Regions from separate parts of the Homo sapiens genome. Here region 1 is linked to region 2. The links are chromatin contacts, found by Hi-C in ENCODE. All regions are on one chromosome and are shown on one strand. Each heading gives the region's core, a stretch centred on a gene start or an enhancer-like site at or near the end of the contact. The rest is flanking DNA. Distances are from core to core; before and after follow the strand shown.

Region 1 (7,394 bases), core at 2,147-4,646, 1.1 Mb after region 2:
AGAAGTGTATTCTGTCCCTCTGCTTTCTTGATGCTAGAAGTCCAAGTCTCTGGTTAGAAATTTTGAACCTCACTCTGATAAGAGTCTTGTGCAAGATCCAAAGCACAGTGAAGACAGAATGCCTCCATAGACCACAACAGGTGCCCATCTGGAGACTGAGGTACTGTGGCTTTTACTCCTTTGTATTAGTCTGTTCTCACGCTGTTAATAAAGGCATACCTGAGGCTGGGTAATACATAAAGAAAAAAGGTTTAATTGACTCACAGTTTCACACGGCTGGGGAGGCCTCAGGAAGTTTACAATCATGGTGGAAGGGGAAGCAAACATGTCCTTTTTCACATGGCAGCAGGAGAGAGAATGAGAGCCGAACAAAGGGGGAAGTCCCTTATAAAAGCCTTATAAAATCATCAGATCTCATGAGCTAGCGAGAACTCACTCACTATCACAAGAACAGTATGGAGGAAACTGCCTCCATGATTCAATTATCTCCACCTAGTCCCGCCCTTGATGTGTGGGGATTATTACAATTCAAGGTGAGATTTTGGGTGGGGACACAGCCGAACCATATCATCCTCTAAAAAAGTATACATGGGTGGGGGATGCATGCCAATGAGAAGTTTATTCTGGATAGATTACGAGATTGCGTGATTTTATATTGGATACAACTTTGTTAAGTAATCCTATAATAAATACGAGTGATTTGAATAGGCTATGTTTTACTGGTTTCCTTATATTACGTAAATGTCAGTGGAATACATGAAATGGGGATCATTATAGGTCTCAGAACTTCAGGAATTTTTCCACATTGTGAGGAATGATGGCTCAGGCTTCTTTTGTTTGTGGGACCATGTTCAACTAACCACTTGCTTACCAATTCACTTATCTAAAAAATGGGTAATGCCTTTGGAGGGTAACTATCTTTGGGATAATTGTGAGCATTAAGTTAGATACTGTATGCAAAATCACCCAGCACACTACACAGTACACGGTTGTATGTAATAAATGGTAGTAAAATTAAACTTTAAAATGAGAGGGTTTTAAAACATTTTGAAATGTTTGAAGAACTAGACTTCTTTTTAGTGAATTAGAAGTATATCTTGAGCATCTTTTCCTTCTAGAACGCTCTTGCTTTTCTCCACAGTTTTTTTCTGAAATGGTCTGCAAGGCATGTTACTAATACTTTGCATAACAGTGAAAACTCTCTTTCTCTCTCTCTCTCTGTTTCTTGACAAATGTTATTCTTAATGTCTGGGTGGGCACTAGGCAAAAGAGATCAAACCAGGAAGGTCTTGTTCTCTTATATGCTCCCATGTTCCTACCTTAAGTCCTTCTCTCCCTCAGTCTCTTGGATCCTGGAATGAATAACATTGCAAATGGCAGGAGGCCATTCTACTCTCCCTGCTGTCCTACACCCAGCCAATGGTGACTTCACTCGACTTTAGCCAATTCTGTGAGCACTTGTCCTTGGGATGACTAATACAAAAGTGGCCAGTGATCCTTTTGAATAAAACATTTATAGTGCTGTAGAAATTATTAATAATGACCTAGTTTATGGGTCTTTACATCTGCAGAACACCTCATTTTCAGTGTATGGGCTTTTGAGTTCCCTTTCTTGGCTACTTCATGGAAACAAACCTTCAGGAAATAGCAGGAAAGAGCAATTTAAGGCAGGGCTTCGATTACCTGCTGAAAGCCACTTAAGCTCCTCCCTGAAGACTGGGCAGCATATTGTTGCTGTAATAGCACTCCTTTTGTTAAAAGTTATATCTCTTTTTCAAGGGGCATGTGGTTGAAACTGCTACTTTTGCTTTCTGTAAAACTGTAAGAGGTAAGTCAGAAATCAGAATCCCCATCAGATATTAAGATTAGAAACCAATCCTTTAAATGCCTGGCCAGGAATTCATAAGATCCTTTCTGAAGCAGGCCTAGCAAGACTTTTTTCAGAATTGCTGTGTGAAATGGCAAAATGAAATGGAATAACTGAAGTAATTGTTGGAATTGTCAGTAGAGTTTTACCAGAAACATTTGGGTTATTGTAGTCACCATCCCCCTACAATCCCTCCTTCCCACTCCTGAACTGCTTTTGTGAAGACATAGTCTGTGTGAAAAATATTTGAGTCACAGATGACTTAGTTCATTGTTCACAATGAACATTGTGACTAAATTTAGCAGCAGTTTTTGTGCAGTAAACTTTTAGAACACCATGGCGTATTTCCTAAGCTTAGAAGATGAGAGTGTCATTCTCTCTAGCATCACCCACTTCTGACCTCAGATAAATGGGGCCCATCACTGCTTCTAAGGTTTATTGGCTGAGGGGATGTGAATATCCTCAGGGATCAGGTTTAGTACAGGGAAATGTTTAGCTTATTCATGTAGTATTTAAACTAATCTCTGGAGGAAGTGGGTATTTCTGCTATGAGTGGAGAGAAGAAATAAGATCAAATGCACTGGGAAAAAAATCTCATTTCTTCAACCATCATCCTCATCTATCTGAAAATGGTGGAAAAAATAAGAAAAAAGCTAATAATCTTCCTTATGATACCACTGAAACACAATTTCACCACATAAAGGTCTTCTGGGCTGCATCCCCTGCAAATACCATAGTATATCAGTAACTTAATCAGAAAAATGATATATTGATCCACACACTTTATATAATCTACCCTCTATGTAATCTAGCCCATTATTAACAAAGAGAATGCTCCCTGTCTTTTGATTTAAATATTTTTCTAAATGGAAATTACTTTTCTGTCACACGTGAGCAATTGTTTTAATCATTTTTCTCAAGCGCACGCTATGCTAAAGTCAGCATGTTGTGGGGGTAAAAAATTAGGGTAGTGCTGCTAATACCCCACCAATTCTCCCTCCTTCCATCTCTTCCAACTCTCCCTCCCTTTTCTCTATTCACTTCAGCTTATGAATTTACAATGGCCAAATGAATCAGTTGAGATGAGAATGCTGATTTGCTTGAGCAATGCTATGTTGAACTGGGAAAAAAAAAATAAAAAGCCAATGTTGGGGCTTAGGTTTCTACAAACCAAAGGCAGAAATCCTGAGTCACAGCCAGGTTTTTCCCCCGTGAAACACCCACCCAGGTGTGCACCCTACCCTCTCACTGGATCCATTCATGGCTTGTCAGATCTCTTCCAGCTCCTTCGCCTCCCTTGCCCCTCATGACTCTGAAATAATTTAAGGATCTTTTTATCTGCTCCTAGATCTTTCCCTGGGCTTTAAATTACTACTCTTAGTGCTGCTACAAATGGATTAGCAGACAGATTCAAGCCTGGATTCCCAGGAACCGCAAGCAGACACATAGGTTTCTGCAAACCACTTTAGCCAATGTTGCGATGGACAGACACGGAGAGGTCAGCTGAGCCTGCTGAGGCCCAGGAATAGACTTGCAATACCGGTCTGTCCTGCAGGAAAATGCCAAGGGGCACGGAGGCTACTCTAGGTAATATGTGTTCCCAAATCCCACGGTTACCTGAAGCAGCCAGGTAGACGACCATGGGGGAAAAAAATCAAAAGTTTTGAGCATCAAGTTTAAACCAGTGTCTTGGGTCAGATTCCCCAGAAGCAGACCCTGTAATGAGGATTTACGTACAATGATTTGTCAAATAATGACTCCCAGGGAAAATAGGTAAGGCAGAGAGGGACTGCAGGACACGGAAGGGGAGGAATCTCAGACAAGCTGCAATCTCAGGCAAGGTCCTACAGTGGCTGGTTGGTGCCTGATCCCACAGGGGCCTCTGGGAGCTGGAAAGTTACATCTCAGAGTTGCCTGGACCTAAGGAGAGGAAGCTGAGCTTTCTTGTGGCCTGTCAGTTATGGATTCAGGGTTTTGGTGAGAAAGCATAATTTTTAGGCAGTTTTGCATATAGATAAAGAGGTCTCAAGGCAGCTGGAAGTTCTGGCATTGGCAATAAATACCACTGAAGCCAGGAGGTGTGTGAAAACACTACAATGGCATTCAAGGGCATTTGGGTGTTGCATTGACTTTACTAGCTCCGCCCAAGGTGGCTTTTCATTTCATTTCATTTCGTCCTTTCACAATCTAGTCCCTGCCACAACCTCTGTGGGTCGGGTCGCTAATACAGCCTCACATTTTCTCCTTGATTTGCTTCTGCTGAAACTTTCTGCTGTGCAAGTTAGTCTTAAGTGAGAAGCTTTGGTGGGACAAGGATGACCTCCAGTGGTCAGTTTGAGATCTGGCATCCAGAGAGACATTTCTGGACTAGAATCAACAACCCAGGGTGTGAGTGGTTCTCAACAGCATTTGGAATTGTCACTGTCAGGGCTGCCTTCTCAGGTACTCTCCATACTCCCCCTCACTCCCAGCACACACGAATTTAAAATCTGCTTGACACATGGCATAGATATGGGTATTAATATGCCTTTATTGCTAACCTTATAGTCACTTTGATTGATTCTGAAAATACACATACTAGGGGAAAGCTGACATTTCACTTTCAAACCTACTTGTATGTTTGTTTTGATATGGAGCCCTGCAGAGTTTGTAGATAGTTTTAGTTGATTTAATCCATTTATAGAAAAGCAGCAATAGCACCTTGAGCTCAGAGAGTAGAAACTTCCTAGAAAACAATTAACACAACCTGTAGTTCCCTCCAGGGGCACCATGGGGTGGCTGGAAGGCACAGAACCTGGTGTCTCAAGTCATTCACTCTAGGAGCAGGAATTTGAAGCCAGATAACCTGGCTTCAAGACCCACAACCTGTCCACAACACCCTGCCAGAATATGATTAAACAAACGTAAATCTGGGTTTCTACTTCGTCTAACAGGGTGGTTCTCAACTCAGGGCTACTTTGACCTCTCATTCCTCCCCTCTTCCCCTCTCCCCAGGGTCATTTGGTGATGTCCAAGGACATTTTTGCTTGTTCCAACTGAAGGGGATCACTACTGGCATCTAGTGGGTAAAGGCCAAGGATGTTGCTAAACAACCTACAAGCACAATACAGCTCCTCACAAAGAATAATCAGGACCCAAACGACAATGTGCCAAGGTTAGGAAACCCTACTCTAAGAGATGATATTAATCAATAGGTGAATTTTGAAAGAATGAAGAATGATGAATGCTGGAGGACCTAAACAATTATCTGGGTGTGCATTTGTTTTCTAAGTCCATTCTGGGGCATATTTGCTCACTAACAAGCCACTGGGTAGAGCTGGTACCTGAAAAATAGGTTTGTTCAGGCTTATCCTGGCACACATCTCATCACACTGGCCAGAGCTGTCAAGACAGAACCTTCATGCTGCTTGTTGCAAATGAGCCCTGGTGATTCCCTTTCTCCATGATTTTAAGCACGTTCCTTTTGCTTCATGCTTGAGTTGTGCACATCCTGGCTCCTGATTTAGCATTTCACCAAATGCCCTTCATGTGCTCCAGCAAGCCTCCCAGTGTGAAGGGTTGACACATGATGGGGTCTGAAGGCTTATTTTCATTTCTTCTTGGGTCTGTTTTCTGTCTCCTCTAGGAGATTGCTTAATTGCTTTTCAAACAGCTATCATGTGCTCCTAGCTTTACAGCTTCTTCCCAAAGATGATTACAACATCTTATTATTTTTCAAGTAAAAATAGTGCTTCTTTACCCCTCTGTAATGTATGCAGTGTCAGTTTCAATAGCACCAGCTGTCTCTCCCCAACATGGATCTCTTTTTTTCTTTATTTCCCCACCTTTGCTATTGTCATCCTGTTTAACCTTTCTCAGAAGAGCTTCCTAGGCACACAATTATATTTATAGAGTCTCTGTGCATCTGTGGATACAATTAAAATTTAAACACTGCATATTTAGTCTAATGTTGACACTATTCATTTTGTAGAGAAAAATTTATTTAAGCGTTAATAACTAGATGTGCAAAGTACTTTCCAGTGCATCAATTCTAAGACAGGGAGAAAGAGATCATGCAGTTCTCATCTATTAGAATTGTGAGTTTGTTTGAAATATATGTGTAATTGGAGACCCAAAGCCTCATTTCAAACGTGCTACTTTATCTCATATTCCAAGCATCCGTGAACGTAGATTTTTGAATGAATCCTAAACTTAATCCCTGGTCTAGGCCAGCCTGTTACTGGTTTTGAGTTTGAATAGGGCTTGCGTGACATTTTTTTGATGTCGCTATCAAATTTAAGTTTACAATAAATAAAATATTCCCCGCCCTTCTCCCAAAAACCTCCCACCCTACATTTTTCAAAATAGACAATCTGAACTAAGAAAGTAAAAGATGGCTAAAATACATACCAGGGATTGGAAGTCGGTTTGATCACCCCAAACCCTGCACTCTCTGCCTTCACTGCTCCTGAGACCTGCCCAGGGAGGGGCATCCACAAGGTGAAAGAACCCAGTGGGCTGCAAACTGTCACCTTAATTAACCATTAGGTAAGCACCCAAAGATGCCAGCATCTCCCAAAAAAGGGCTTCTGTGGCATAGGCTGGACTCGATGATGGGGCTCAGCCTGGGAAGTAGACATGAGGTTTTCTTCTTCCGGCTTCCTTGAATCTAAGTCACCTGGTCTGTGAAACAGGATTCAGCTAGCCATTTAGACCAATGGCTGATGCTGTCAACTACAGATGGAGAAACTAAAGCAATAGAGAGGAAGAAGATTAGGTGCTATTGATACCTGGTCCACACCTCCCACATCTCTTTGTCTGATGGCATTTATGGTCATCGGAGTTTGCTCTATTGTTTCATGGCAGTTTGGAAGTGCAGGCAATGAACACTCCCCTGGGAGGGCTCTTAAGCAATGATTGACAGGGGTTGGTGGATAATACTATATTATCACACTCCACCCTGTGAGGGGATACCTCTTAGGTGTGCAGTCTTCTCTGTCTCCCAGAGGTCTGGAGTGAATTGAGCTTCAGGGACCCACAGAGATGGCTTTGCTGATAACACATCCACCCTTTGTGGCTTTTTTCTCTTCCCTGCCTCACTTTGCCACTCTCCTACTGATGTTTCTTGGAATCACCTCCCAAATACATTATTTGTACTCAGATCCTTATTTCAGTGTCTGCTTCTTGGGGAAGCCTGTACTAAGACCAAATGTATGACTGATTCTGTCCTTAATAGGCAGATCCTGTCCGAAGCTGCTGAAAGCATGGAGCATGGGAAGCACCTGGGAAGAACACCTGGCACTCAAAAGCACAGGAGGTGAAAGAAATGTGTCGACCTAGCTGCATGCCCTCTCAGCCCTGTAGTGTCCACCTGCTATGGTTTAGATGTTTGTTCTCACAAAACCTCAAGTTGAAATTTGATCCCCAGTATTGGAGGTGGGGCTTAAAGGGAGGTGTTTTGGTCATGGGGGCAGGTCGTACATGAATAGACTAATCCCCTCCTTTGGCTGGGGGAGCAAGTGAGTTTTCATTCTATTAGTTTCTGAGA
Region 2 (6,856 bases), core at 520-3,019:
ATGCCTGTTTCCACCCCTTTACTTTAAGTTTATGTGAGTCCTTATGTGTTAGGTGAGTCTCCTAAAGGCAGCAGATGGTTTGTTGATGAGTTCTTATTCATTCTGCAGTTCTCTGTCTTTCAAGTGGAGCATTTAGGACATTTACATTCAATGTTAGTATTGAAATGTGAGGTACCATTGCATTCATCATGCTCTTTGTTGCCAGTGTACTTTGGTTTTGTTTTTTGTTTTTGCTTGTAACTTGTATTTTTGTTTTATAGGTCCTGTGTGATTTATGCTTTAAAGAGTTCTGTTTTGATATGGTTCCAGGATTTGTTTCAAGATCTAGAACTCCTTTTAGCAGTTCTTGTAGTGGTGGCTTGATAATGGCGAATTCTCTCAGCATTTGTTTGTCTGAAAACGACTGTACCTTTCCTTCATATATGATGGTTAGTTTCCCTGGATACAAAATTCTTGACTGATAATTGTTTTGTTTAAAGAGGCTGAAGATATGGCCCCAATCCCTTCTAGCTTGTAGGGTTTCTTCTGAGAAATCTGCTGTTAATCTGATAGGTTTTCCTTCATGGGTTACTGGTGCTGCTGTCTCACAGCTCTTAAAATTCTTTCCTTCGTCTTAACTTTGGATAACCTGATGACAATGTGCCTAGGTGAAGATCTTTTTGTGATGAATTTCCCAGGTGTTCTTTGTGCTTCTTGTATTTGGCTGTCTAGGTCTCTAGCAAGGCCAGAGAAGTTTTCTTCAATTATTCCCCCAAATACGTTTTCCAAGCTTTGAGAATTGTCTTCTTCCTCAGGAACACTGATTATTCTTAGGTTTGGTCATTTAACATAATCCCAGACTTCTTGCAGGCTTTGTTTATATTTTCTTACTCCTTTTACTTTGTCTTTGTTGTGGATTGGGTTAATTCAAAGACCTTGTCTTTGAGCTCTGGATTTCTTTCTTCTACTTGTTCAATTCTATTGCTGAGACTTTCCAGAGCATTTTGCATTTCTAAAAGTGCATCCAAAGCTTCCTGAATTTTTTATTGCTTTTTCTTTAAGCTATCTATTTCATTGAATATTTCTCCCTTTACTTCTTGTATTATGTTTTGGATTTCTTTGCATTGGGCTACGCCTTTCTCTGGTCCCTCCCTGATTAGCTTACTAATTAACCTCCAGGATTCTTTTTCAGGTAAGTCAAGGATTTCTTCTCGGTTTGGATTCATTGCTGGTGAACTAGTGTGATTTACTGGGGGGCGTTGAAGAGCCTTGTTTTGTCATATTACCAGGGTTGGTTTTCTGGTTCCTTCTCTGGGTAGGCTCTGTCAGAGGGAAGGTCTAGGGCTGAAGGCTGTTGTTCATATTTTTTCGTCCCATGGGGTGTTCCCTTGATGTAGTACTCTCCCTCTCTTCCTGTGGATGTGGCTTCCTGAGAGCTGAACTGCAGTAATTGTCTCTCTTCTGGGTCTAGCCACCCAAGGAGTCTACCTGGCTCCGGGCTGGTACTGGGTGTTGTCTGCACAGAGTCCTGTGATGTGAACTGTCTATGGGTCTCTCAGCCACGGATACCAGCACCTGTTCTGCTGGAGGTGGTGGAGGGTGCAATGGAATCCGTGAGGGTCCTTAGCTTTGGTGGTTTAATGCTCTGTTTTTGTGCTGGTTGGCCTCCTGCCAGGAGGGGGCGCTTTCCAGAAAGCATCAGAGCCGCCGCTGTGTCCCCTGCCACAGCCCCGAGTTTGTTTCCAGGCGGAGGGTGAGACGGGCCTGAAAACTTGCCCAAGGCCATCCACCTCCCAGCTGCGAAAGAAAGGGCTTTAGTTCTTCCCTCCTCCACCTGTGACGTCTGCACTCCGGATTTGTGCCCTCCCCTGAGTTCTTGCCAGGAGGCTTCTCAGCTCATTCAAATTGTTACAAAGTTCGACTAGAGAATTCCTTCTCCCTGTGGAGTTTTACCCCCTGCTCCTCTGGCCATCCTTCCAATGGATCCTTGTGGTGCCAGGCAGGAATGGGCTGCTTGGGGACCTAGGAAGCCCCCAGGGCCTTTCTGCTGCTTCTTCTACCCTCCCCCACACCTTTACTCGACTCACTAACTTGACTCAGCTCCAGGTAAAGTCAGAAATTTCTGCAAACAGACCTTCAGCTTCTCCAGTGGGGGTGTGTGTTTGGGAGAGGAGGGTCTCCCTTTCTCAGTTCCGCAGTTGGGGCACTCAATATTTGGGGGTCTCTCGGGTCCTGCAGGAGCAGTCTGCTTCCTACAGAGGGTCTGTGAGTCCTTTCGGGATTGCTGGTTTGTTCTTGCAGTTCTGAAGCTAAAATTCACAATGCAAGCCTCTGCATGCTGCTCTGTCTAGAGCTGCAATCTGGTCTTGCCTCCCGTCTGACATGATCCCAGGAGCTCTCTGAGAGAGCAACCCAAAGGAGCTGAGAGAGATCCGGAGTCCCCGATGTGAGGGAGCATCAGGCTGCAAGGACGCGGCACTGGCGATGGTTTCGCAGGGGCATCTGTTCCCTTGGGGCGTGGAATCCCTGCTCTGCCGCTGCCCCAACTCGGCTCCGAAGTGCCTTTGCTGCAAGATTTCCTGAGCTTAGCAGTCTGCCCGTTTCTTTTCTTTCTTTCTCTTATTTTTCCCCCTGAATGTTTGGTTTCTCTGGCAAGCCCAAACACGTAAGATTATATGTGAGGCATATTTATTTACATAAAGATGCGTGTTTTTTCTTAACTCAGCATTTACATGTAGCTTGGCCAAGTTAATTAACTGTAGAAGACCTCAATTTTGTTGTCTTTTAAAACAAGGCAGCTGTATTAGATTAGTGGTTTTCAAAGTCCGTTAGATGGTAAAGTGCCTGCAAGCCATGGCCTGCTTTGTGGGATACCATGAAATATTAATACCCAGAGCTAGACTTAATAAGCACACGTATAATTTTGTGATCCCAAATACTATCTTATATATGATTGTAATAGAGACAAAAGTTAGCATGTATGGAGATATAAATCATTAATTCATTCATCTATCACATAAGTGTTATTGAGTGCCTACACAAATGTTTCTCAAACCAGCATTCACCACCTGGAGAACCTATTAAAATACAGATCACTGAGCCCCATTCAGCTGTTTAACCGACGATGCTCATGTTGGTTCAGCTGATCTGGGAACCAAATTTTGAGAACTGCTGACCTCCACTAGTCCAGCCCACGAATTGGCAAACTACAGCCCCTGAGCCAAATCTGGCCCTTTCTTCTTTTTGTAAGTTTCACTGGAGCACCTCACATTTATTTATGTATTGTCCATAGCAGCTTTTGTGCCACAATGGCAGAGTTTAGTAGTTGTGACAGAGACTATGGCCTGGAAACCTGCAATATTATCCGTGATTTTCCACACAAAAATCTGCATTCTGGGTTTTGTATGCAATAAGTCATGTACAAAAGTATGGAGCTGATGTCCTGATGGAGCTTACATTCTAACAGGGCACTAAAAATTTAGTGAGATTTAAAGAAAAGTTATAAGAGAACATCTTAATTGAGGTATTCTACTTTCAATTATTCGTAACCTTATTATTATATATTTACTTCTTTTAAGGATAACATCTTCATTCATATTTCTATAACTCTAGCGCATGTTCCAATGGCTTCAAGTTTGCATGATTAAAATATCTCTAAACTATTCTTTTCCTCTCAGTACTTTCTCCTTTCAGTGTATTCTAGGTAACATTTCCAGAGAAAATATCCTTAATATAGTTATGAATTGATGATTGCCTCCAGAATAAGGTTTTTTAAAAGTAATTTTGACTTTATTTTAGATTCAGGGCGTACATATGCAGGTTTGTTATGGGAGCATATTGGGTGATGCTGAGGTTTGGGGTGCAGATGGTCTCATCACCCAGGTAGTAAATAGTACCCAATAGGTAGTTTGTCAGGCTATGCCCCCTTCTCTTTCTCCCCAACCAGTAGTCCCTAGTGTCTATTATTCACATCTTTATATCCACGAGTACTCACTGTTTAGCTCCCACTTATAACTGAGAACATGTGGTATTTGGTTTCCTGTTCCTACATTAATTTGCTTATGATAATGGCCTCTAGCTGCATCCATGGTGCTGCAAAAGACATGGTTTTATTCTTTTTTATGGCTATGTAGTATTCCAGAGTGTATATGTACCACATTTCCTTTATCCAGTCTACCATTGATGGGCATCTAGGTTGATTCCATGTCTTCGCTATTGTGAACAATGGTGTGATGAACATACAAGTGCATGCATCTTTTTGGTAGAGTGATTTATTTTCCTTTAGGTATCTACCCCGTAATGGGATTGCTGGGTCAAATGGTATTTCTATTTTAAGTTCTTTGAGAAATCTCCAACTTGCTTTCCACAGTGGCTGAACTAATTTACATTCCCACAAGCTGTGTATAAGTATTCCCTTTTCTCTGCAACCATGCCAGCACTTGTTATTTTTTTAAGTTTTTGTTAATGGTCATTCTGACTTGTGTGAGATGATATTTCATTGTGGTTTTGATCAGCATTTCTCTGACGTTTAGTGATGATGAGTATTTTTTCATGTGTTTCTTGGCCACTTGTATGTCTTCTTTTGAGAAGAGTCTGTTCATATCCTTTGCCCATTTTTAAGGGATTTGTTGTTGTTGTTGCTGTTGTTGAATTGTTTAAGTTCTTATAGATTCTGGATATTAGACCTTTGTTGAATGCATAATTTGTGAATATTTTCTCCCATTCTGTAGGTTATCTGTTTACTCTGTTGATAGTTTCTTTTACTGTCAAGAGGCTTTTTAGTTTAATTAGATCCCACTTGTCAGTTTTTACTGTTGCTATCACTTTTGGGGACTTAGCCATAAATTCTTTGCCAAGGAAAATCAACGTTATTTTTCACAGAATTAGAAAAAACTATTCTAAAGTTCATATGGAACTGAAAAACAAAAAAAGAGCCAAAATAGACAAAGCAATCCTAAGCCAAAGAACAAAGCCAGAGGCTTTACGTTATCCAACTTCGAACTATACTATAAGGCCACAGTAACCTAAACATCATAGTATTGGTACAAAACAGACACATAGACTAATGGAACAGAATAGAGAACCCAGAAATAAAGCCACACACCTGCAATTAATTATCTGATCTTTGACAAAGTTGACAAAAATTAGCAATGGGGAAAGGACACCCTATTCAATAAACGGTGCTGGGATAGCTGGCTAGCTACATGCAGAGCATGAAACTGGACCTCTGCCTTTCACCAAATACAAAAATTAATCCAAGATTGATTAAAGATTTAAATGTAAGACCTCAAGCTATTAGAATTCTGCAAGAAAACCTAGGAGATACCCTTCTTGACAGAATAAAGATCTGTTCTAATTATTCCACATTGTGACACCAAACCATGACCACTACTATATCTTCCACCTGACATTTCCCACAGTCTCAGCTCTGCATGGACCTGCCCAGAATGGAGATAGCAATGGGCTTACCATGTTGACACAGCCTCTGTCACTTCCTATTTTCTCTCTGACTCAGGAAGGAGTCACTTCACTCTTGTAATTCTTCTGCCAGAACCCTGGAGGTATCTTAACTTACAACCCCCAGTCTATAAACTCTCCACTAAAGCCACACTGATTGACTCACCATCTTCCAAATAAACTTTATTGATTATTTGCTACTAATATGAGTTACTGATGACTAATAACAGATTATCTCAAAATTGTGTTCTTAACACAATAATAGATTTTCCTTTTTAAATCTTGTAGTTTCCGTGGGGCAGAGTCTGGGGAGTGGCTTATTTTGGTAGTTCTTGCTTTAGGGTGTTTCATGAAGTTGCACTTACAATGCTGATCTGGATTATTCATCTGAAGGCTCAGCTGGGTCTACAGGATCCTCATACAGTGAATGCACCGTTGAGCTGGCAAATTGGTGCTGGTATTGCTTTGGACCTCACCTCATGCCACGGAGGCTACTCCTCACAGAGCAAGTGAGGCAAGAAAAGAAAACATAAGCCACGATGTCTTATTTTGTAAATTTTTAAAATTTACTTTACAGTGTCTTTTAAGATATAGCCCCAGAAATCACACTCTATTATTTCAGCAATATTATATTTTTGACACAGATCAGTCTTAATTAAAGTGGTAATGACACAGGAGCATGAATACCAGGGGGTGAGAATGACTGACACCATCTTGGAGCCACACCATCCTAACCCCTCCTACTCTAGTCAGGGCTTTTGCCTTTGCTATTGTTTTCCTATTTGAAATGTTTGTTTGTTTATTTATTTATTTATTTATTTATTTAATTTCCTAAATCTAACCACCTTTTAATGCTCATTTCTGTTCCATCTTCCCCGTGACACCTTCTCTGAATCCTTTAGCCTGAAGAAATTGCATCTTCCATTGTTCTCCTGTGGTCTCATTATCAATATCACACATTTTAGCAGTTACTCACAGATAGGAAATAATTCCTGTTCACAAATAAAACATTCTGAGGAACTCAGTTCTTCCTATTCGAGGAAATCCTCCACTACTACTACAAAAACCTGCATAAGGCATTGAAAAAAAACCCTCCGTTAGAGATTGAGCTGTATTGTAGTACATAATATAGTATGAGTAATATTAATATGGTGTATTTGATAGATGTTAGAGATCAGTGTCTACCAGAGCAGTACTACTCAAACTTAAATATTTATATGAATCATGTAGGGACCTAGTTAAATGCAGATTGAGATTCTGTGGGTATAAGGTGGGGTTGAGATGCTGCCATTCTAACAAGCTCCCAGGTGATGCTGAGGCTCCTGGTCCATGGAACAACTTTTGAGTAGCAAGGTGCTAGAAGATGGACATAAAATGGACATAAAATAGAATAGGAGTTGAAAGTAGATGGAAAATAAAA

What was found. Hi-C counts contacts between places; a loop is a spot of excess contacts on that map. Pooled maps may share reads with other maps.
Region 1: a map of HepG2 shows a loop between it and region 2 (3-fold over the local background). The contact joins two enhancer-like sites. A Hi-C loop is called at or near these places in 7 of 168 maps with a recorded cell type or tissue (CD14-positive monocyte, CD4-positive, alpha-beta T cell, CD4-positive, alpha-beta memory T cell and 3 more), 28 of 37 single-sample maps with no recorded cell type and 22 of 50 pooled maps.

What each region holds. Positions count from the first base shown.
Region 1 is chr20:16,757,240-16,764,633 of GRCh38, forward strand. No RefSeq gene overlaps it. Among named protein-coding and RNA genes, the nearest start is that of OTOR, 13 kb to the left of the region's middle. Within about 2 kb of position 3,397, at least 4 of the 41 ENCODE cell types and tissues checked have a DNase peak (open chromatin) inside an H3K27ac peak, as active enhancers do.
Region 2 is chr20:15,697,907-15,704,762 of GRCh38, forward strand. The region is part of intron 8 of MACROD2 (mono-ADP ribosylhydrolase 2); the gene reads left to right. Among named protein-coding and RNA genes, the nearest start is that of MACROD2-AS1, 770 kb to the left of the region's middle. Within about 2 kb of position 1,770, at least 3 of the 41 ENCODE cell types and tissues checked have a DNase peak (open chromatin) inside an H3K27ac peak, as active enhancers do.